2 separate regions of the Homo sapiens genome follow, and region 1 is linked to region 2. The links are chromatin loops, found by intact Hi-C in ENCODE. Cell type or tissue: OCI-LY7. All regions are shown on one strand. Links, peaks and the distances in the headings refer to the core of each region. The heading gives the core; the rest is flanking DNA.

Region 1 (12,559 bases), core at 2,939-10,938, 100 kb after region 2:
GGCAATCAGGCAAGAGAAAGACATAAAGGGTATTCAATTAGGAAAAGAGGAAGTCAAATTGTCTCTTTGCAGATGACACGACTGTATATTTAGAAAAACCCATTGTCTCAGCCCAAAATCTCCTTAAGCTGATAAGCAACTTCAGCAAAGTCTCAGGATACAAAATCAATGTGCAAAAATCACAAGCATTCCTATACACCAATAATAGACAAACAGAGAGCCAAATCATGAGTGAACTCCCATTCACAATTGCTTCAAAGAGAATAAAATACCTAGGAATCCAACTTACAAGGGATGTGAAGGACCTCTTCAAGGAGAACTACAAACTACTGCTCAACACAATAAAAGAGGACACAAACAAATGGAAGAACATTCCATGCTCATGGATAGGAAGAATCAGTATCATGAAAATGGCCATACAACCCAAGGTAATTTATAGATTCAATGCTATCCCCATCAAGCTACCACTGACTTTCTTCACAGAATTGGAAAAAACTACTTTAAAGTTCATATGGAACCAAAAAAAAGCCCACATAGCCAAGGCAGTCTTAAGCAAAAAGAACAAAGCTGGAGGCATCATGGAGACTTCAAACTATACTACAAGGCTACAGTAACCAAAACAGCATGGTACTGGTACCAAAACAGATATATAGACCAATGGAACAGAATAGAGACCTCAGAAATAACACAACACATCTACAACCATCTGATCTTTGACAAATCTGAGAAAAACAAGCAATGGGGAAAGAGTTCTCTATTTAATAAATTGTGCTGAAAAAACTGGCTAGCCAAGTGTAGAAAGCTGAAACTGGATCCCTTCCTTACACCATATACAAAAATTAACTCAAGATGCATTAAAGACTTAAATGTAAGACCTAACACCATAAAAACCCTAGAAGAAAACCTAAGCAATACCATTCAGGACATAGGCATGGGCAAAGACTTCATGATTAAAACACCAAAAGCAATGGCAACAAAAGCCAAAATAGACACATGAGATCTAATTAAACTAAAGAGCTTCTGCTCAGCAAAAGAAACTATCATCAGAGTGAACAGGCAACCTGTAGAATGGGAGAGAATCTTTGCAATCTACTCATCTGACAAAGGGCTAATATCCAGAATCTACAAAGAACTTAAACAAATTTACAAGAAAAAAACAAACAACCATATCAAAAAGTGGGCAAAGGATATGAACAGACACTTCTCAAAAGAAGACATTTATGCAGCCAACAAACATATGAAAAAAAGCTCATCATCACTGGTCATCAGAGAAATGCAAATCAAAACCACAATGAGATACCATCTCATGCCCATTAGAATGGAGATCATTAAGAAGTCAGGAAACAACAGATGCTGGAGAGGATGTGGAGAAACAGGAATGCTTTTACACTGTTGGCGGGAGTGTAAATTAGTTCAACTGTTGTGGAAGACAGTGTGGTGATTCCTCAAGGATCTAGAACTAGAAATACATACCATTTGACCCAGCAATCCCATTACTGGGTATATACCCAAAGGATTATAAGTCATGCTACTATAAAGACACATGCACACGTATGTTTATTATGGCACCTCCGTCGCCGAGGCCGGAGTCTAATGGCATGATCTCAGCTCACTGCAACCTCAGCCTTCAGGGTCTGGGCAATTCTCCTGCCTCAGCCTCCCAAGTAGCTGGGATTACAGGTGTGTGCTACCATGCCCAACTAATTTTTTTGCATTTTTAGTAAAGACAGGGTTTCACCATGTTGGCCAGGCTGGTCTTGAACTCCTGACCTCAGGTGATCCACCTGCCTTGGCCTCCCAAAGTGCTGGGATTACAGGTGTGAGCCACTGCACCCAACCTGAATATACACATCTTAAAAGCAAAAAGAATTGCATAATCTTCTTAAACTGCATTCAGTAGTCTTTTTGTTAGTGGTTCTATGGTAATGTTATTCGGAAATCATTATATGCACATTGTAGGATACAATTAATACAGAATGATATTAAGATCTCTAGGAGTCAAGATTCATTAAAAGTGGGTCAACCAGATCATGTGTGCCTCCAGATGTGATGCACTAGGAAAAACACAACACCTCTATGCAATATTATTGTCCACACAAAATGTTGGTAGGGGGGAACCTGAATGAAATCAAGCATCTAGATTTAACTACCAGCTTGCATGAAATACGGGAAACAGAGTAAGTAAAATGACACTAGAGGAAGCATTGAGAACCTGGGACATTTTACAAGACAAATTACCCGTTTCCTTCAATAAATAAGTCGCATGCAGAAAAAATAAGACAAGGAGAATTCTTGTCCATTACAAGAGATGTTAGATAAATAACAACCAAGTGCAATATGTAGACTCTGTATGAATTCTGATTTGAACACAGCCACATGTAAAAAGACATTTTTGAGACAATCTGGGAAACTAAAATATAGAATATGAATCTGAATATAATCAGGACTAGATGACATTCAGGAATTATTGTTATTTATTCATAAGACAGTGGCACTGTGTTTCTATTCTCTAAAAATATAATCTCCTATTAGAGATGCACACTACAGTATAATATAATTTCTGGGATTTGCTTTCTAATACTCCAGCAAAAATGGAGGAAGAGAGAATAAATTAACAAGATTGGCAAAATGCTGATTATTGTTCAAGTTAGATGATGAGTGATCATTATGGTATTCCTTCTACTTCTGTGTTATATTAAAATGTTTCCATAATAAAAAGATTTTTTAAATTTTATATATGCTTTCTCTTGTAGTTAGAAGGCCCATCTGGAGATTTCATTTCCTAAGAAATGAGAACCAAGTCTGTGAAGTTCATTTCCTCCTTACAATGGTTGATTCTTTCATCTTGGAATGCTTGAAACAATGAAATTGTCTTTCCTTCTACTATTATGAGAGCAGTTCCTACTTTTTCTTTACTATTTGGCTTACTCACAGTTTCCTGTATTCACTCGTCTTTAAGTAGAGACATATTTATCCTTTATAAATAGGCAATGATAAAAGAAAAACTTCAGCCGAATTAAATGTAAAGGAATTTAATTGAGCAATGAATAATTTGTGAATTGGGCAGCCCCCAGAATCACAGCAGATTCAGAGAGACTCCAGTGCAGCCACATGGTGGAAGAAGATTAATAGACACAAAAAGGGAAATGATGTGCAGAAATTGGAAGTGAGGTACACAACAGCTGGACTGGTTACAGATTGGTGTTTGCCTTATTTGAACACAGTTTGAACACTCAGCAGTGTATGAATGGTTGAAGTATGGCTGCTGGGATTGGCCAAGACTCAGCTATTGATACACGTGCATACTCCTAGTTAGGTTTTCAATCTTGTCTATCTATTAAGCTAGGTTGCAGTTCGTCCACAAAGACTCAAATATAGAAACAGGGAATCCTTCTCAGGCCACATTTAGTTCACTTTAACAACTTCCCCCTTTTGGTCATTTTCTCAATTTTGAGAGATTGACCAAAACTTTAATTATCAATGTCACTATCACCATTGTAAAAGTACTTATTTGGTCTTGAAACATACTGGGAAACAGTAGAACATTGAGTTTTGCAAAGGTAAAAACAAGTATGAGTAGAGGGACCCTTTATGGGTACCTCTTTATGCTGGAATGTCCTATTTACAGGAGAAAAACAAAACCTGGTCTGTTCTAGGATCTATGTGTTTCCGTAAAGTCTTAGTTTGATTATGTCACATTTAGCATAAGTGACCCCATTTTAGTTTGGTTTGGCCTGTTGGGGCCTAGTGAATGAGCTTAGTCCAAAACAGTGGCCTCCCACAACTTTGTTTAAAAAAGATTCCCCCCTTTTTGGTCAGGTTCTCACTTAGGTGAAAGTGTGACCAAAACTTAGGGCCTTAGTGCCACTCTCAGTTACCATCATTTTGGGTTTCCAGTCTCACCACGTCATTCATAGGTTATAGTAATCTCATGGTCGCACATTTCTTTCAGCTCGTCTTTCCATTTGAAGAGAGACCATTTGACATTCTAGAGGTGGCTGCATGCAAGATTTAAAACCTTCGAGAGAATACAGTGCACCAGGGAGACTATTATTATGACTCTCAGGAGGATAATACCAAGAGTTTAGAGTATGCTCCTTACCCAGGGTACCCATAAACCGAACCACCTAAAATTAAATAGATTAAAGAATGAGCTGGATAAAGAGTCTACTTGCTTTAAGTGGTCTTTTCATTAATCATCTACAACTGAATTTTTATAATCTACGTTTGATGTATTTCTCCATAGGCCACAAGTGTCAGAAGCTGCACAGGTACTTTTCTGTTTAGCCAATTATATTATTTAGCATAACTTTCACAAGAGAATTTAAAGTCTGTTGTGTAACAATAGGCTTTACATTAGAATCTGCTATACAGCCTATCATGAGGGATACATTTCTAATTATTGCCTCTTTTATTCTAAACCATGGAAAAAGGACCTAACAAATGATGTCCTTCTAGAAGAGTGAAGGCCTCCTGGCAATGTTCTATTTAACCCATGATGTGGGCTAAGAGGAGTTTTGACTGATTATGAGGCGACATATATACCATTAAAGTTTCTCACCTATGTTGGGCCTTCATCTTTTATCCATCAAAGTATAAAGTTATTCATGTATAAGGCTGGTGCAAAATCCTTCACGAATAAAAGTATACCCTATAAGTGCACATAATAGACCCCCTCATCATTTCTATTGGCTACAGAGGCATAAATAAGGAAAAAATATTCAAAGATAAGAGTCTCACAATAGTAGATGTCTTGATCTGTGATCTCGGGAAAAGCTGTTTACATCAAGGATGCCATCTTATTCTGGGGAGAAACTTTCCTGGTTAGTTTTACCTTAAGGGTTCCAATGGGTGTACAGTTCCAATAGTGTGGAGGGACCCTTCTCAGTTGTGAGATTATGAACTTAAAGTTCAAGGTTCCAAAGTTTTGTTGCAGTGTGGATGGCAAGCACAGTCTTTCTCTGATGTTCTCAAAAGATCCAGTCTTTAGGTTCTAGACTGTGAAGCAGTTGATTATCCTCGGTGAACCATAAAAACTTTCTTTACCTGGTGAAAATATACTGTGGCGTAATAATTACTGTAGCATAAAACATGCATTAAAAATGACAGTTGAATGAACTCCCTTTATAAATGTTTAAATGACCCATCGGATAGCCAAACGTACCTGATAGCCAAGCGTACATGAAGGTTTGATTGTCTTCCCAGGAATATGGAACCAAACATTGGTTTTAAACTATTTTTGAAATGTATAAGTCATTATATCAATATATTCAATTTGGATGATTTTATCTTTTCCATGATGAGTCATGGAATGCAGAGCCTTTAATAACAAAAGCTTTAAGGGCTCAGGAAGGACAAGATAGCCTTCCTGGTCTTCCATGAGTCTATGCTTAATATTGGACTTATGTCCTGTTGAATACCAGTTGTTTCTCCAATTTAAATTCATAGCACTGATAACTAATGGTTATCACAGGTAATGAGACTTAGACTATGGAATTCAAATTGTATATCTAATCAATTTCACTATCGGCTGGTTTAACATGAAAATCTTGGCAAAGTATTTTCTTGGTATTTAATTAATTTTTTGTTTTACTTGGGTTAGCAGTTCTATACAAGGAAGTTTGGTTATTTCTGTGATATACAATAACTTAACATAATAACTATAATTATGGTTGACAGTATATACTCAGACATATTAGAATTTTATAAGTCCTATACATTTTTTTTTGTTTGTTTTTGAGATGGAGTCTTGCTCTGTCACCCAGGCTGGAGTGCAGAGGCACGATCTTGCCTCACTGCAACCTCCGCCTCCTGGGTTCAAGTGATTCTTCCACCTCAGCCTCCCAAGTAGCTGGGCTTACAGGCACCCGCCACCATGCCTATCTAACTTTTTGTACCTTTAGTAGGGACGGGGTTTCACCATGTTAGCCGGGCTGGTCTCAAACTCCTAGCCTCAGGTGATCTGCCTTCCTCGGTCTCCCAAAGTGTTGGGATTACAGGCATGAGCCACTGTGCCTGGCCCCATACAATTTTAGAACATACATTAATATCATTCACTAAAATATAACCTGAAGATTAAACATTATTTTTATTTTGACAATGCTTCCCATGTAACTTAACATGTTAAATAATTCTGTTTACCTCTCTTTTGGATGCTTCAGGGGCCCTCTGTAGCGTTCCAAAGTTAGAGGTCAGAAAAGACCATTTTAAAGCTGAAATTTAATTTTGGGAAGCCTATTAAATATAAAGATATATATATAAAGTTTTAAAACACTTGATATTATGAACTAGAATTCCAGGTCACTGTAAGTCACTCACTTAGCCAAAATGATGACTCAAAAAATTTTTTAAAGGCAAAAACCTTTACTCATTGATAGAGGGAAGACTCAGCTTTCCAAACAATCTGTCTTTTGTCTTTCCTTTCTTTTTTTTTTTTTTGATAGTGTATTTAAAAGGCAAACAAAACAAAAATCTTTCATTACCTTTTAATATTACATGAAAATCTTGTTCAAGAGAGAAAGCCAAATTTCACCCTTGCATTAGTGGACTATTAATGTCAACCCCAATTTTTAATAAAACCTCACAGACAAATCTATCTAATCTTAATCAGTTTGACCATAAGGTGAGATTTTCATAAACCTTTTATAACCCTTTACCAATTTTTATTAAAGAGCAGATTAGTGCTTTAAGAAAACCCTATTATGCTTTTATTTCAATGTTCAATTTACAGAAAAACTGAACAATACACTTTTAAATTTAGTCAATATTTTCACACACAGAATTTCTTTTACAAATTTTTACAAACCTTCCACAACTTGTTCAAACCTTTAGCTTTATTCTATTTAATTTAAAACAATCCTTTAACCCATTAAACTAGGTAAAAATTTACATTCCCATGCATTCTTATAATCTCTTACCAAAAACATGTTTCATTCTCCTCACACACCTTGCGTGTAAACCTAGTTTTTCAGTAGTCTCAATCACATGTTATAATGGTAATTCTTAGCAACTTTCACTTTTGGTGCATAAATTTTCTTTTATGAATCCTTTCACGACTTACACAGACCATCTACAACATGCTTGGTCTTTCTGACTTGTCCTAAACATCCCTCTTTTTAAACAACCAGTCATTTTACTTTAGGACAAGAATTTACTCTACAAGATCCTTTCTTATATAAAATCTCTTTTCTTTATAACCTTCTTTTCATAGCTAGGTGGCATGGCTAATTCCACATATCCCCAGGACTTATTTAGAATGTAATGTCTCCAAAATAAATTCAACAATTTTCAAAGGTCAAAGCAGTTTATGGCCTTAAACATATTAAGCAAACCTAATATCTGACCTGCATAATTTAGACTAAATGTCTTTATTTTATCAATAATCTTTAAAGCTGTTTATATTTCCCAAAGATGACTTAAGTTACATGAACTAAAAAGCATTACAGTTTTTCTTTCAAAATATTTAAGCACTTATTTTTGTTTAAACCAATGAATTAGAGTTCTTTTATACAAACATTACACACACAACACATATATAACTACACAGACAAACCAAAGAAGATTACTACAGTAGTTGTAAGATTTTCCATTCACCAGTTTTTAAGTTTCTTAATTAGATTACTGGCTTTGGGGTGGAGTCCTCGCAAGAACAGGGCCAAGAAAGGATCTCTGGTGCCTCCTGTTTTTCCCAAGGAGTCCCAGGCTGTGAGAGCTTGAATATCCACTTTTAATTAAGCTGACTTTTAACCATAGCACTCTTTAATAAAGTCCTTTTAAAATTTCTTATTACCCGACTTTAGCCAGGCCAAAGAGCTGATATTTCTGGCTTTTAAACTTTACCCAAGGTAACCTCACAGGTGCTCTGAGAAAGGAAAATTCAAGACAGTTGGTGGAGGGGAAGAGAATCAAAAAATGGCAAAGGTCACCCAAATATCAATCAGAAAGGCTCATCCCCTAAGCTAGGGATTGAACTCTGAACCCAGGCCACCATTGTGAAAAGAGAAAGCATAGCCACGTGGCTACAAGGTCAAGCGCCTAAGCACATAACTGACCAGTTTGCTGGGTCGTCTTGAACAACAGGCTTATGAGGTTTTGGGCACACATTTTATCCTAAGGTACCCCTCTTTATGACAGAACAATACAGAAAGACACACAAAGCACATCAGATTCACTACAGCTTAAGAGAAGCCTCAGAATTTTTTTTGTATCAATCAAAACTTTACACGGGAGATAAGAGTAATTTTTGCCATTCATTTAACCATTTTGCACAAAGAAAAAGAGGAAAAAAGCCAGAAATATGACTGGTAAGAAATTCTTACCCTTTTACTAGCATGCCAGGCTTCTGGGCTTTCTTTCCCTTTCCCTGAGCAGCCCTAGCGTCCCAGCTTGCCACACCATCGCCCTGGGGGCCAAGCTGCATCATAAAGGAAAATTAACTTTTTTCGTTTTGGCCAGAACAAAACACATATGATAAAACATAGACATTAGCCACTCTGCTTAGCACCCAATATCAAACTGGTAAGGCTTAAATTTGCCTTCAGATGGCCCCTGTCATCTTTAATCCAACCTCCAACTAGGAGTTTCAACACATGGTCTCTGGGCAAGATGGTTGCCCTGAGTAACAGAAAAGATAGGAAAGGAAAGGTAGAGAAAGAAAAGTATTGCCTGTGGCAAGGTGGGGAAGGTGAAGAGCTCAGGGAGGCCAGAGCAAGACCCACTCATTGCAATGACACTGAAAAATTCAGGCGGCCACTTGTCAGTAGTGAAGGCATCTTTTCCAGCAATCCCATCAGCTCTCAAGTTTCCCCTTTTGGGGAGGAAAAAGCTTCCCATGTCCCATGGTCCTGTACATGCCTAATACTGTCACCTATAGCCGTCAGCAAAAAGTACAAGACAGATTAATCAAAAGAGAATAGCAGTTAACATCCCATAGCGCCAAACCTGTTCTTAACTGAAAGAGACTTTACTGAGAACCCTCATTTTTAAACACACTTCATTGCTTTGTTGCTCATTTGGAACATTCCACTGTAAGTTACCTTTAGTAAGATTTTGTCATTTCTCTAAGACTATGCTGCCTCCCAGGCCTAATGTATAAGCTGGAAGGAACTTAGTTTTCCAGAAATTAAGGATCTCATTTTTACCTAAAATATTGGCTTGATTCTCAGGGTCTCTTGATTAACTGAGCCAATGATTTTTCCTACCTAAGCATGCAAGAAAAATGAAACAAAGGGGTAGAACATAAAAATTCCTGTGAATTTTCAAAAGCCAACTTTTATAACCCCTGCAATATTACTGCTTACTATCAGTTCCTTTCTGAACCAGTCAGGTGTAAGAGACCTCTAACTGGATCCAAGCCAATTAATTCCCAGATCAAATCCATTCCTGGACCCAGCTGAGTTTCTGTCGTGACTTCCAAACCCTGTTTGGATCAGAAATTTGCTCAAAGAAACTCGGAGAGCTCAAAACACAAATCCATGGAGCTCTGAAATCCGAGAGAGAGCTTACCCACGATCCCCAGCTGCTCTGAGAGATCAGTGAACACAAGTGGGTCCTGCAGGTACCTTGTTTGTTCAGTTCACTCAACGCTCCTGGGGTCGCTAGAAGCTCTACCTCAGATCCCATTTCTGACACCATCTGATAAAAGAAAAACTTTAGCCGAATTAAATTTAAAGGAGTTTAATTGAACGATGAACAATTTGCAAGTCAGGTAGCCCCCAGAATCACAGCAGATTCACAGAGACTCCAGCGCAGCCACCTGGTGGAAGATTTATAAACAAAAAAGGGGAAATGATGTACAGAAATTGGAATTAGGTATAGAACAGCTGGATTGGTTACAGATTGATGTTTTCCTTGGTTGAACACAGTTTGAACACTCAGTAGTGTATGAATGGTTAAAGTACGGCTGCTGGGATTGGCCAAGTCTCAGCTATTGTTACAGGCACATACTCCTAGTTAGGTTTTCAATCTTGTCTACCTATTAAGCTAGGTTGCAGTTCTTCCACAAGAACTCAAATACAGAAGTACAGAGTCCTTCTCAGGACATATTTAGATCACTTTAACAGCACATATTGGCAGTCCTCACTGTGCAGAACTGTGTAGTGTAAGACTGAAAAACCCTGCAATTAGGCAATCCACAATTAATGGGAAAAATTATAGTTATTCATAACCTTTGAAGTTTTTTGTTGAAACATTAAAAATCATTTTACTGCCAGTTATAACGGTATGGAAAACCACATAGGAAAGGCATATGAAAAAAAGTAAAACCAATATTCATTTAGTATACTATACATTTTTTTTAAGAGATGAGGTCTCACTATGTTGCCCAGGTTGGTTTCAAACTCCTGGCCTCAAGCAATTCTCCTACCTCAGCCTCCTAAGTAGATGGGAGTACAAGTGCATGCCACTGTGCCTGGCTTTAGTGTATATACTTTAAAATATCAAAAATATTGAGGACTAAAGTGTTTTGCTTCTTTGTAAAAAAAAAAATTTCATTTTTCTCTGACGGTGGAGGAGAAATTAATGTGGATCCAACCTAGGTTGAGCCCTCTAACAAGCAACCCTAGGACACTTGGAGATTCACATTTTCATGTCTAACCTTAACAAATATTTTCGTCATTGCTTTTGCAAAGTCATATCTCATTTTTATTATTTCCAACTTATTATATGAAGTGGACACCTTTTCTATGCCTTGGCAAACTGTCATAACTCTAAGTTTGGATCAGCTTCTAATATTTTAACTTTTGCATTTTCAACATCATGAAACATCTCTGACAATTCCTTTTCTTTTTTTTTTTTTTTTTGAGATGGAGTTTCATTCTGGTCGCCCAGGCTGGAGTGCAGTGGCACGATCTCGGCTCACTGCAACCTCCGCCTCCCAGGTTCAAGTGATTCTCCTGGCTCACCCTCCCAAGTAGCTGGGATTACAGGCACCCGCCACCACGCCCAGCTAATTTTTGCATTTTTGGTAGAGACAGGATTTCACCATGTTGGCCAGGCTGGTCTCAAGCTCCTGACCTCAGGTGATCCACCCGCCTCAGCCTCCCAAAGTGCTGGGATTACAGGCGTGAGCCACTGCGCCCAGCCGACAATTCCTTTTCTAATAAAACTTTAGGTTTGAAGTAGCTATGATGTCTCTTGAAATTCTCTACAGGTTTTTTGTTTGTTTTTGTTTTGTTTTGTTTTGTTTTGTTTTTTGAGACGAAGTCTTGCTCTTGTGTCGCCCAGGCTGAAGCACAGTGGCGCAATCTTGGCACATTGCAACCTCCACCTCCTTGATTCAAGTGATTCTCCTGCCTCAGCCTCCTGAGTAGCTGGGATTACAGGCACCCGCCACCATGCCCAACTAATTTTTGTACTTTTAGTAGAGACAGGGTTTCACCATGTTGGCCAGGCTGCTCTCGAACTTCTGACCTCAGGTGATCCACCTGCCTCGGCCTCCCAAAGTGCTGGAATTACAGGCATGAGCCACCGCACCCAGCCAGAATTCTCTGCAGTTTTTAAGTGATTCCCTACGGGCTTCTAGCTGGACACTGGACACAGCCTGATTTTATATAAGGTCTTTGTCGTAATATTGACAATAGGGTTTACCACGCTAAATCAGTGGTTTTCAAAAACTTTAGCATATTTTAGCAATAGTTGTCAAGCTTTTCTCAAGCAAAATCATACTGAAACCAAAACTATTCTGGAGTATAGGAGTAGGCATACACAACCCAGAATCCTGTCCCCTAGGCCTCTCCCTCAGCTCCTGAGGTTGTCCCCAAACAGCTCCAAAAACACAGTAATTTGCAGATATCTGCACTCCATAGGTCAAAAGTCTGTGGTTAATAAAGTACTATAAAAACACCTACACACCATGATGCAGATCAAGTAGGATGGGATACATGGGTTCTGCCCAGTGTACTGGCACCTCAGAATCATCTCATCCCTCTAATTCTGTTTCTCTGTTGCAGACCACTGATTAGGATCCAGTGTTACTCTCCACCCATCCTTCTAAACAGATGCCTCAAATTGTTTTTGCCTCTCAGCCCCCACCTTGAACATGGCTTTGATTCCACTTTTCAACATCCAACTTCAGTAGCAACTCCAAGTCCTGCCTGGACCTACCAGACAACAGCCCTGTAATCAAGAGATATCATGCACGGGCCAAGCACAGTGGCTCACACCTGTAATCTGAGGCTGAGGCAGGTGGATTGCCTGAGGTCAGGAGTTCGAGACCAGCCTGGCCAACATGGTGAAACCCCGTTTTTACTAAAACACAAAAAATTATATTTTAGTGGCGTGGCAGCATGCATCTGTAATCCCAGCTACTTGGGAGGCTGAGACAGGAGAATCACTTGAACCCGGGAGGTGGAGGTTGCAGTGAGCCAAGATCGCGCCATTGCACTCCAGCCTGGGCAGCAGAGCAAGACTCCGTCTGGAAAAAAAAAAAAAAAAAAGAGAGAGAGTTATCACACATGGTTCCACACATATCTAATTTGTGTTAGTATTTCTCTCTTCATGTGCCTTTTGCTCTGTTAGCCTCTCTTAAACATTTATCTTTGTTCTAAAGTCTTCATGTCCT
Region 2 (12,559 bases), core at 2,456-10,455:
AATAGTTTACCATTTTTAAGGAGTTATTTTACTTCTAACATCAGATGGGGGAGAATTACGCAGGTAAATTACCCTTAGCTGCCTCCAAAGTTAAGGTCACAATTTTACTACAGCTTGAACAATAGTTAAGAATTTTGTATATGCAATAAACAGGGCCATTTATGTCTCTTTTCTTACTGCTACAAGCTTTCAGAGTAGTTCTGAGGTTGCTGACAACCAATATAGCCTGCTAAATGGGGAAATTACCTGGAGAAATTTCCTAATTTCCTCCTCAAAATCAACAAGATTTGGCTGGAGAAGGAGCAAGCTTGTAAGGGGTAATAATCAAGTAAATATGGTATTTGTTGAGGCATTTACCAAGAATTTGGGGTAGCAGTATATATGAAATGTGCATACCACATAGTACCTGGACTAGAAATAGGGGCATTGATCAAATTCTCCTTCTGGTCTGGGGAAATGTATATTTATATACTCTTTATCAAAAGCAAACACTTTGCATCAATATTTGCAATATTTGCAATTCTCATTGAAGTTCTAAGGTAAAAGAACTAAAGAATTTTTCTATTTATCAACACAGCAAATGAGATTTTCCTGTGTTTTTCTAAGCCACACTAGGAAAGCCTTTGTTTTGCATTTCCTGGTATTACTTGTGGATGCTATTTTTACCCAGGACTGCTGCTGACAATCCCAAAATGGATTCTGCAGTTTATATTCTTTTTCCAGCACCCACAGATCTGCCACATTGCCTAGGCCTAGTGTCAGGGTGTTCTCATAAACATTTTTTTCGACCCATTTATTTGTGGTTAACCCACTTTAGCTTGCCCTAAAATGGTTGCTCTGTCATCCACCTTCATGTCCAGCCCAGCAGATGTGGGTTCAATAAGCAAGTCCTGATAAACAGGCTGCTTTCTAGAACCTAGGAGGTTCTGACTTTGGTGACAAGGATGACCTACAGGTCTTAATGGCTTTATAGGGCCTTAGTGAGGACTCTGGCTTTCATCACAATTAGATGGGAAGTCACTGTAGGCTTTGCTGGGCTTTGATGGAATTTAGCGTATGCTAAGGCTTGTTTCATACTAACTTTCTTTGGCTTTAGATATCCCTTTACCCCTTCTCTTTAAGAGCTGATTCTTCAATCACACAGATATAACGGTGACCGAGGAAATGGGGGCAAAAAGAGCATAATAACGTAAATATTATTAAATTTTCCAGAGTTGAAAAAAGTGCCAAACAACATCCCTCCAGATATTGTTAAACTTGACTTGTCATACAATAAAATCAACCAACTTCGACCCAAGGAATTTGAAGATGTTCATGAGCTGAAGAAATTAAACCTCAGCAGCAATGGCATTGAATTCATCGATCCTGGTAAGTTCCCCTGTATAGCCCCTTCAATGGGTGGCAAGTGTTCTGTGATTTTTTTCTATGGCAACACTTATATACAGTAAATTCAGTTTAAAAGTAACTGAACTAAATAATAAAGTACAAGTTTTAATTAAACATGACACTTATACTAGGAGTTGTTTGCCACTCAGATAAATACTTGCCAAAATGCTGCTTTATGAAGTATGTAATACCACATATTACTACCATTTAATTCAGTTAGCCCAAATAGTGTGTTATAGATTTTTAAAGTAATATATGGCAAATGGTCAATAGTATACTAAAATGTAGTGGTTTTTTTTTTGTTTTTTGAGATGGAGTCTCACTCTTGTTGCCCAGACTGGATTGCAATGGTGTGATCTCGGCTCACTGCAACCTCTGCCTCTTGGGTTCAAGCAATTCTCCTGCCTCAGCCTCCCAAGCAGCTGGGATTATGGGCATGTGCCACCAGGCCTGGCTAATTTTGTATTTTTAGTAGAGATGGGGTTTCATCATGTTGGTCAGGCTGGTCTCAAACTCCTGACCTCAGGTGATCCGCCCACCTTGGCCTCCCAAAGTGCTGGGATTACAGGCATGAGCCACCGCGCCTGGCCAAATGTAGTGACTTTTTTTGTTTGTTTTTTTTTTTGAGATGGAGTCTAGCTCTGTTGCCAGGCTGGAGTGCAATGGTGCAATCTCGGCTCACTGCAAGCTCCGCCTCCCAGGTTCACGCCATTCTCCTGCCTCAGCCTCCCAAGTAGCTGGAACTACAGGCACCCGCCACCACGCCCGGCTAATTTTTCTGTATTTTTAGCAGAGACAGGGTTTCACCGTGTTAGCCAGGATGGTCTCTATCTCCTGACCTCATGATCCGCCCACCTCAGCCTCCCAAAGTGCTGGGATTACAGGCGTGAGCCACCATGCCTGGCCTAAATGTAGTGATTTTTAAAGGGAAATTCAAATTTGGAATTTTTTTTGCTATTCATTAAGCCCCATCTTGTTTAGAATAAATTAGAAACAAACTGCTAAGCACTAAGCTCAAATTAGGATAAAATGTGCTCAAACCAGAGCCAGACATATTATATCTAGTTCTAGATCAAGACCAATTCTCTTTCCCATCCTTCAAATCTCTTCTCCATTTGCTAAGCAAAGCCTCTGGCGAAAATGAGCTTGGTAAATTAAGTAAACACATCGGATTTGGAAAGAACTGAGAATTACTGCAATATTGACCAGATTTATAACATATATAACACAAGTGCTTTCACTAGGCTACTTCAATTTGAAAAGTTTTAACTATGAAAATGATTATTAAAATTATTAATAATGTAATGTAATGTTATAAACATTTTGAGTACAACTGTTTCCCCTGCTTTTCTTCATGATAATCTAATACCATTAATAGAACATTAGAATTTTAACACAATAAAAGTGAAAAATTAGAATGAACATTCTGGAGCCACAAGGGCATATTTTAGAGTTAACCTTTTTTTAAAAATTAGAAAAGCATAATTTTTTAAAATTTCCCAAGGGACAGCAGTATGCTACACTTATACCTTAGCTTGTTACAGATGATGCTAACTTGGGAGTATGTTTGAACTGTGAAGTCAAAAGCAATTTTCATTTTTCAATAAATAAGGATACTACAGACACCCTTCTCCCAAATGAAGTTAGCATTACATTAGTGTGCAAGTCAGTCACTGGTAGCCAGTGTCATGTCCACAAAGCCAGGGTACAGGGTAAAGAATCTGGAAGTGGAGACCCTTTCTTGCAAGAAAAACTCACTTCGACCCCCTATGATTCCATCTCCAACCTGACCAATCAGCACTCCCCACTTCCCAAGCCCCTACCTAGCAAATTATCTTTAAAAACTCTGATGCCTGAATGCTCAGGGAGACTGATTTGAGTAATAATAAAACTCTGGTCTCCCGCACAGCCAGCTCTGCATGAATTACTCTTTCTCCATTGCAATTCCCCTGTCTTGATAAATAGACTCTGTCTAGGCAGCGGGCAAGGTGAACCCATTGGATGGCTACAAACTAAAGAATCTCAGGACAAGCAAAAGCCATTCCAAAGGTCCTTGGGCAAGTGTCTAATTTCCTTCTGCTGTCATCCACAAGCAAAACTGTAGTTTACCAACTATCAATGCAAACAAGTTTTAAAGCTGTCTCAAAAAAAAAAAAAGATTATAATAGTTATTATATGTCCTAAGTTAAATGTATTAAAGTAATGAGTAACAGTGTGGCAATGTTTTAGTTACAACAAAACTAGTATACAAAGAAAACTTGAGAAAAATGAGAAGACAATGCAAAGAGATAGATAATAGTGTAAAATGGACTTGCCTTGCTTCTACTGATGTTTTTCACATGTTTCCCGTAACTGATACTTTTCATCAGTTGTGGAATTCCCATAATTGCAGGGATTCCTTTTCTGTCCTTAGGATCCCCTGAAGGCCTTTTAATCTTGTTCACCAAATGTGTGTTCCTTGCTGACACAAAATGGTCTCTACCATCAGTGGTGGTACTCTTTTTTCCCCCTTTGTTCAATTCAATCTCAGGAACGTATTTCCTACATTAATAAATATTTACTGAGCACCTACCAAATGCCAAGCACTTTCCTAGAACAAAAGTTCTTTTGAAACAAAAAAGTATCTTGGCAGTTAAGGCAAAATGACCTAAAGAAGTTTTAAAATGAAAGGTCTCCTATATTTCAGGGTCTTTGAGATGAAACCCTGCAAGTAGACTTACGTGAATGATTTTTGCTGTGGTAAGTATACAAATGCAGTGGGAGTTGCCAGACTTTAAAAGACGTGAATAACAATCATATAAAATGCCAGACATTGTTGTGGAAAAGAGAAAGAAGATACCCTACTAGGGGGTTTTTACCTCCTTTAAGAAACAGACTAAAACTAGTTTTCTCAAGTGCCTGAATATATATGGTTTAAATAACAATATACAACACTTTCAAAATAAAATCTAGGAATGTTTACATATGCTTTTAATCTCAAAGTCTAATGTCTTGAGAAAAGTAAATCTGTGAGATCACTGACTCACAGAATTTTAGCAAATAGAAAAAATCCAGTATCTTCAGAACACAAGGGCTGATCTTTTGTCCCCTACCCGCAAGACATTGCTTGGTACCAAAATAGAAAGTTATTTTTTTAAGGGGGAATTATGGGTTTTTTCTGAGAACAGATAATATGAAAATAGTTAATAGTATTGGTATGACCACATATTTTCCTAATTCAAAATAAGGACGCTATGCTCTACAAGAGTATTTTAAAACAATAATGAGATAATGTTTGAAATAGAAACAAAATATTTGTGAGTATTTCTGGAGTATCTGGCTGGTCCATATCAACTGGAATACAGATAACCCAGGTGTAGATTTCTTTGCTCTTAGAGGGTGAAAAAAGCTTTTTGTTGTTTTATTTTCAGTTATATTGGTTTTAATTATCCAGCCTCCAGCAAAATTAAATACATATGGATTCAAAGCTGATAGCTACCATAGTTTGCCAAAATACAACCAGATGTTTTCAAAATGTGGAAAAATTGTTTTTGGACTCTACAGGAATAGAACCCTTCCCCCAACACTGGGAAAAGGTTGTTTTCTAGGCATTTTCAGTGTTACTGATATCCCAGGAACTGTCAGATCACCACCCGGCACATTTTTCATTTTTATCTGCACTTGTCTTACATGCGAAATATTTTCTTAATTCATGTCTCTTTTTTGTAGCATCTTTTTTTCCCAAGTAAATACCAAAAAAAAAAAAAGCCCAAAATACATTTTTTAAAGCTAACTTAAAACTGAATATTGTATTCTAGTAAAACTAATCAAGGGAAAAGCTTTGAGTAACAATATATTTCACAATTTTGCATTTAGACACATTTACAGTGAAGAAATATAATTAAAAACAAAACCTTCTATCAATCCAGAAATTCTCTCCACAAAGGTAGTAACGAAAGAAACACTTTCATTATTGACTAAGCATTAAACCAGAATGTGACGCATATCACAGGCAATCCACTAAGAGACTGCAAAGACTCTCGCCACTATGTAACCAGGCAGATACCACCCATTACAGGAATCTCATCCCTGTGTAGCCAAGCAGATACCACCCATTACATATACGTTTTCAGGACAAGCAATAACGAATCCTTAAGGAAGAAGATTTGACAACACCTTTTGTCACACATAATTCATCCTAACTTTACCTGGTAAATGGAGTGACCATCTGTGTTAGCTTATTGGCCTTATTCAGAGAAAAATAAATTTCTGTCTTCATGACAGGAGGTAGTTTTGCAACTGGAAGCAAGATCTCACCAAAGTTAGGACCCCACCTTCCCACCAGAGCTGGGAGATGTCCTTGGAAAATACATTCTTGCATCATAAAGGTGACAAAAAGCCTATCTAGTCTTCAAAAGGATTTAAAGACATTTCAAAGAGAGGAGAAAGTACTTATAGTTAAAAGTTTTCTAAAGTAAAAGCTCTGAGAAAAAGAAAGGAAAAGAAATCTCTTTATTTTCAAAGGGGAAAATTAAGCCTCTTTTTAAAATTTGTATTTGTCCTTTCCATATGCCATACACTGTATTAACTCAATTACTCAGGCTCAATAAATATTTTCTGTTTCCAGCCGCTTTTTTAGGGCTCACACATTTAGAAGAATTAGATTTATCAAACAACAGTCTGCAAAACTTTGACTATGGCGTATTAGAAGACTTGTATTTTTTGAAACTCTTGTGGCTCAGAGATAACCCTTGGAGATGTGACTACAACATTCACTACCTCTACTACTGGTTAAAGCACCACTACAATGTCCATTTTAATGGCCTGGAATGCAAAACGCCTGAAGAATACAAAGGATGGTCTGTGGGAAAATATATTAGAAGTTACTATGAAGAATGCCCCAAAGACAAGTTACCAGCATATCCTGAGTCATTTGACCAAGACACAGAAGATGATGAATGGGAAAAAAAACATAGAGATCACACCGCAAAGAAGCAAAGCGTAATAATTACTATAGTAGGATAAGGTAGAAATTGTTCTGATTGTAATTAGTTTTGTATTTTCTATACTGGTGTTAGAAAACATATGTTTACATTTGATTAACTGTGTTGCCTATTTATGCAGGGTAATCCAGCTAAAGGAAGCTTTCTTTAATTATAAGTATTATTGTGACTATTATAGTAATCAAGAGAATGCTATCATCCTGCTTGCCTGTCCATTTGTGGAACAGCATCTGGTGATATGCAATTCCACACTGGTAACCTGCAGCAGTTGGGTCCTAATGATGGCATTAGACTTTCATAATGTCCTGTATAAATGTTTTTACTGCTTTTAGAAAATAAAGAAAAAAAACTTGGTTCATGTTTACATGCCTTTCGATAGCTGTTTGTGCATACTTAAAGATGATCAAAATGATTTTATACAAATGCTGTTATAATAAAATGTCATTCCCTACCCCTCTACTTTTTTTCAGTAAGTCATCTTATACATTAAATAAATTTCCATTTCTGATTTCTGTGCATTCCAAAATGAGGTCCTGATACATCCAAATTCTCAACCACTCTTCACTGATCCTTGCAAAGTACTGTCAAGCTAGACCTGAAAGGGAATTGTCACAAACAATAAGAAGAGAATGTGAGAATTACATTGGAAGCTGGTTAGAAGCTAGGACCCTGAATAACAGCTGTAGATGGTGTGAAGCATGAGCCCTGAAGAGGTATAAACACTCGTGAATATGGAGACACCATTTTTGTTTGTTTGTTTTTGTTTTTGTTTTGAGCAGGGTTCATACTGGGAATCCACCTGTCCGTGAGAAAGGGCCCTTCCTGCTAAGCTAGTATGTCGAGGAGCATAAAATAAAGAATGAAATTAGGATTTGGGGGCAGTATTTGGGATGAAGCCAGAATAAAATATAGGAAATAATACGAGGCCACTGAGGGAGGAGGTGGTGCCCAAAAGAAGCCCCGTGATTTGGGTTTGCAGGTTAAAATGAGCTCACCTAGAGAACTAGATCACCAGCAAAAGAGGAAATCAGTGGAGGATTTTAGACCCTGATCCCATCAGTTTGCATTTAGATAGTCATATTCTGCAAAGAGAAAAATAAAGTGAAAAGAAATATTCGCATGTCCTTAGTGAGATACTACTTTTTCCTTTTAATATACATTTTCCTTTCATGCTGAGTTGAATACATTTTCATTTCTTGTATCAAGGTATTCCTACAAAGTTTAGCAAATAACCACCTTATCTGATACTTGCACAAACTCCCAAAGCATGGAAGATGGTATATAACAAATAGTATTAGGCATTTTTTTTTTCTGAGATAAGAGTCTTGCTCTGTTGCCCAGGCTGGAGTGCAGTGCTCCAATCTCAGCTCGCTGCAACCTACGCCTTCCGGGTTCAAGCGATTCTCCTGTCTCAACCTCCCGAGTAGCTGGTATTACAGGTGCTCACCACCATGCCTGGCTAATTTTTGTATTTTTAGTAGAGACGAGGTTTCACCATGTTGGTCAGGCTGGTCTTGAACTCCTGACTTCAAGTGATCCACCCACCTCACCCTCCCAAAGTGCTGGGATTACAGGCGTGAGCCACACTCAGCCATGCACTTTTAAAGCACATGCTACATGCCAGACACCATGCTAAGAGCTTCACATATGCTACTTCTAATTCTCACAAAATCCCTCTGAGGTAGGTGATACTGTCTGCCTTTTATAGGTGAGGAATCAAGGTAGAGGGTTTAGGTAACTTGGACAAAGTCACACAGCTGGCAAGTGGCAGGGCCAGGATTCAGATCTGCCTAAGCCCTTTCTGCTATGCAGAGCTGCACAGCATTGTAAAAGTTATCCTTGTCCATGGCTGTCTGGCACCAGAACTTCCAGAACCAAACCCCAAAGAGGAGCAGGTACCAGGAAAGTGGGGGAGCACTCGTGAGGGCAGTTGGCAGGAGAAAGTCTTTTGTCCGAGACATTTAGATCTGTATTTATTTACAGGAAACAGAGAATGGGAAGCCAGAAGAACTGCCAGAGCTAACGCTTCAGTAAATAACTCTGGATTGTGAGTTTCTATTTTTATTTTATTTATTTATTTATTTATTTATTTATTTATTTATTTATTTTGAGACAGTCTCGCTCTGTCATACAGTCTGGAGTGCAGTGTTGCAATCTCGGCTCACTGTAGCCTTCGCCTCCTGGGTTCAAGCGATTCTCCTGCCTCAGCCTCCCGAGTAGCTGGGATTACAGGCGCCCACCACCACACCCAGCTAATTTTTGTATTTTTAGTAGAGACGGGGGTTTTGCCATGTTGGTCAGGCTGGTCTCGAACTCTTGACCTCGGGTGATCTGCTCGCCTCAGCCTCCCAAAGTGCTGAGATTACAGGCATGAGCCACTGAGCCTGGACTGGATTGTGAGGTTCTAACCACTCTGCCCAGTGGTCTGGGTCAGAGGTGGGGACTTAGAGACGTTACTTCTCCATGCAAATCCCTACATTGTTCACTATGAGGCATGAAAGCCAGCTACTACATTTCAAATGTTACCAGAGAGATGTAAGAAGTTCATTTATTTACAAATTCATTTATTATTGTTCATGAGCCTCAGAGTGGAATTTTAAGGACATAGGACCTGAAAGAGCCAAGATTTGATGATGGAAAAAGCCTGGTGTGACAACAGAATCACACTGGAGGCAAGAGGATTCTGGAATGAAATGAGATGAAACCTGATTCAGAGAAAGAGCCCAAGTTGTTCTCAGTATAATTTTTAGAGGCTAGTTAGGGATTTTATTGGTTGATTTTCATATTCAATTTAATCCCCAGGGATGTATTTGGAAATAAAGCTCCTGAACACATCAAAACAGAAATTAATCCAGGCCATCCAAAAGTAAGTCAGTAGGTATTGCTAACATCTCTCAGGGTCAAGACTGAAGTGGACTTTCAAATCTTAAGATTTGCCCCTTTTCTACATCAGAGTTAAACTTTTTCAGGGAAGTGTAGTTGATTCATGATGGAATGAACAATTAGACACTTCCTCTTCCACCAATTTCTTACTTTATAGTTACTCTTGTAACTTGCCTTTGGATGTCTCTTTTTTACGACAGACAATACAAGTTCATAAGGTTACAAAAATCAGTATATTTTACAGTAGTAAAAAATACTACTATCCTGAGATATACCTATTTGAACGTATATATCACTTGGATATTTGGATAAAATAAGTTAAAAAAAAAAACCCTTTCCTAGTCGTAAGATTCTCTGATTTTTCTGAAGTAAACAAGATTTACTATAAACGGAGTCCTCCTGAGTCCTGAGTTGGCTGTGACCTAATGCCTAGTTACTTGAGAAAGATATTTAATGTTAAGCAGCACTGCTTTTTCATTCATTCACCATTCCATCCTCTGGAGCCTATGCCCTGGATCAATTCATGTCTGTTTCTGAGAAATCTGAGTCTCCTGCTCTGGCAAATTGGCAAATCAAAGGGATTCAGTAATGAGGATCTTTTTTTTTTTTTTTTGAGTTGGAGTCTCCCTCTGTCACCCAGGCAGGAGTGCAATGGCACCATCTTGGCTCACCACAACCTCTGCCTCCTGGGTTCAAGTGATTCTCCTGCCTCAGCCTCCCGGGTAGCTGGGATTACAGGCGCCCGCCACCATGCCTGGCTAAATTTTATATTTTTAGTAGAGACAGAGTTTCACCATGTTGGCCAAGCTGGTCTCAAACTCCTGACTTCAAATGATCCGCCCACCTCAGCTTCCCAATGTGCTGGGATTACAGGACCACTGCGCCCGGCCAGTAATGAGGATCTACTTGTCTGAATTCTGTTAAGTCTGTGCCCTCATCTGCCTTTTAAGGATTTATTTATTTTCTTTTTTTTGACACAGAGTCTCGCTCTGTCGCCCAGGGTGGAGTGCAGTGGCATGATCTCGGCTCACTGCAACTTCCACCTTCCGGGTTCAAGCAATTCTCCTGCCTCAGCTTCCTGAGTAGCTAGGACTACAGGTGCCCGCCACCACACCCAGCTAATGTTTTGTATTTTTAGTAGAGATGGGGTTTCACCATGTTAGCCAGGATGATCTCGATCTCCTGACCTGTGATCTGCCTGCCTTGGCCTCCCAAAGTGCTGGGATTACAGGTGTGAGCCACCACGCCCAGCCTTTTTTTTTTGACACAGTCTCGCTCTGTCACCCAAGCTGAAGTGCAGTGGCATGATCTTGGCACACTGTAACCTCCATCTCATGGGTTCAAGCAATTCTCGTGCCTCAGCCACCCAAGTAGCTGGAATCACAGTTGCACATCACCATACCTGGCTAATTTTTGTATTTTTAGTAAAGACAAGGTTTCGCCATGTTGGCCAGGCTGGGCTCAAACTCCTGGCCTCAAGTGATCCGCGTGCCTTGGCCTCTCAAAGTACTGGGATTACAGGCATGAGCCACTGTGCCCAGCCTTAAATATTTTAAGATAACATTCTACAGTTAATTTTCTAAAATTTTACTGGTATAAGGATTACAACTGTTGTGTTCAATCAGCCAAACAGCCCAAAAGAGTAGCCAATATTTATCTTCAATCTAACAGTCAGAAAACCAATCTTCCCAGAAATGTGTGTAATTCTTGACACACCAATAGAGGAACTGATCTTAGCTGGGGTAGGGGTTGGTAGTGGGGCAGGAGAGACAATGGAAAAGCTAAAACATCTCTGAGAATTTTTTTTTAACTTTTATTTTAATTTCAAGGGTACATGTATAGGTTTGTTATATAGGTAAACTTGTGTCACAGGGGTTTGTTGTACAGATAATTTAGTCACCCAGGTATTAAGCCTAGTACATGTTAGTTATTTTTGCTGATCCTCTCCATCCTCCCACCCTCCACCCTCTGGTAAGCCCTAGTGTCCATCATTCCTCTCTATGTGTCCATGTGTTAAGAATGGTTTTTATCTTTGACACACTCAAGTTTTCTGGAATTAAAATGGGTTTGATTAAATAATTTTCAGTAAATTAAAAATATTACCAAGATAAGACAGACATTACATTTGCTTCCTTAAAAAAAATCAAGGTCTACTCAGGCTTGAATGCTCAGTTGTTTCTGTGATGAAGACAATTGTACTAAGAAGTACACTTCCAGAAAAATACTGCGTGAAATATATTTTAGTTACAAAATATTAAAAATTTAAAGAAAGAAAATGTTTACAGGCTATCTTGACCTCAGATACATATACAAACATATACATCCTATGTATAGTGGTTAAAACCTCACAATCCAGGCTGGGCATGGTGGCTCACACCTGTAATCCCAACACTTCAGGAGGCTGAGGCAGGCAGATCACTTGACGTCGGGAGTTCAAGACCAGCCTGGCCAACATGGCGAAATCCCGTCTCTACTAAAAGTCCAAAAATTAGCCAGGCATGGTGGTGCACACCTGTAATCCCACCTACTCAGGAGACTGAGGCATGAGAATTGTTTGAACTGGGGAGATGTGGTTGCAGTGAGCCAAGATTGTACCACTATATTCCAGTCTGGGCGAACCAGCAAGACTCTGTCTCAAAAAAAAACAAAAACAAAAACAGAAACACAACAATAAGAAAACAACCTGGTTAAAAATGGGCCAAAGACCTTAACAGACACCTCACCAGAAAGATAGAAGCATATGAGAAGATGTTCCATAACAAATGTCATCAGGGAAATGTAAATTAAAACAGCAATGAGATACCCCCACACACCTATTAGGATGGCCAAAATCCATAACTGTGACAGCACCAAATGCTGATGACGATGTAAAGCAACAGGAATTCCCATTCATTGCTGATGAGGATGTGGAGCAACAGGAACTCTCATTCATTGCTGATGAGAATGCAGAATGGTACAGCCAACTTTGGAAGACAGTTTGGCACTTTCTTACAAAACAGCACATACTCTTACCATATAATCCAGCAATCATGTTCCTTGGTATCTACCCAAAGGAGTTGAAAGCTTATGTCTACATAAAAACCTGCACATAAATGTTTATAACAACTTTATTCATATTTGCTCAAACTTGGAAGCAACCAAGATGTCTTTCAAGAGGTGAATTAATAAACTGTGGTATATTCAGACAATGGAATATTATTCAGCATTAAAAAAATGATTTATCAAGCCATGAAAAGACATAAAGGAAATTTAATTGCACATTAATAAGTGAAGGAAGCCCATCCAAAAAGGCTACATACTGTATGATT

Evidence for each region. Peaks named below come from ENCODE experiments on the same cell type or tissue, not always from the same donor. Only the 100,000 strongest peaks of a DNase experiment are listed, where the experiment ranks them.
Region 1: it touches region 2 in a loop (2.0-fold over the local background); 2 of 110 quality-filtered maps call a loop at or near these places.

Annotation. Positions count from the first base shown.
Region 1 is chr7:103,041,975-103,054,533 of GRCh38, forward strand. All of the region lies in intron 3 of FBXL13 (F-box and leucine rich repeat protein 13), which reads right to left. Among named protein-coding and RNA genes, the nearest start is that of FBXL13, 27 kb to the right of the region's middle. In OCI-LY7, for the core only: no CTCF peak of the experiment used is centred there; a DNase peak (open chromatin) is centred at 7,067.
Region 2 is chr7:102,938,218-102,950,776 of GRCh38, forward strand. The region is part of intron 9 of FBXL13 (F-box and leucine rich repeat protein 13); the gene reads right to left. LRRC17 (leucine rich repeat containing 17) reads left to right here. Exons shown (of 4, transcript NM_001031692.3): 3 at 1,213-1,368; 4 at 5,993-6,894. The coding sequence ends at 6,390. Among named protein-coding and RNA genes, the nearest start is that of NFE4, 29 kb to the right of the region's middle. RefSeq lists enhancers at 2,009-2,509, 5,572-6,137. In OCI-LY7, for the core only: no CTCF peak of the experiment used is centred there; no DNase peak of the experiment used is centred there.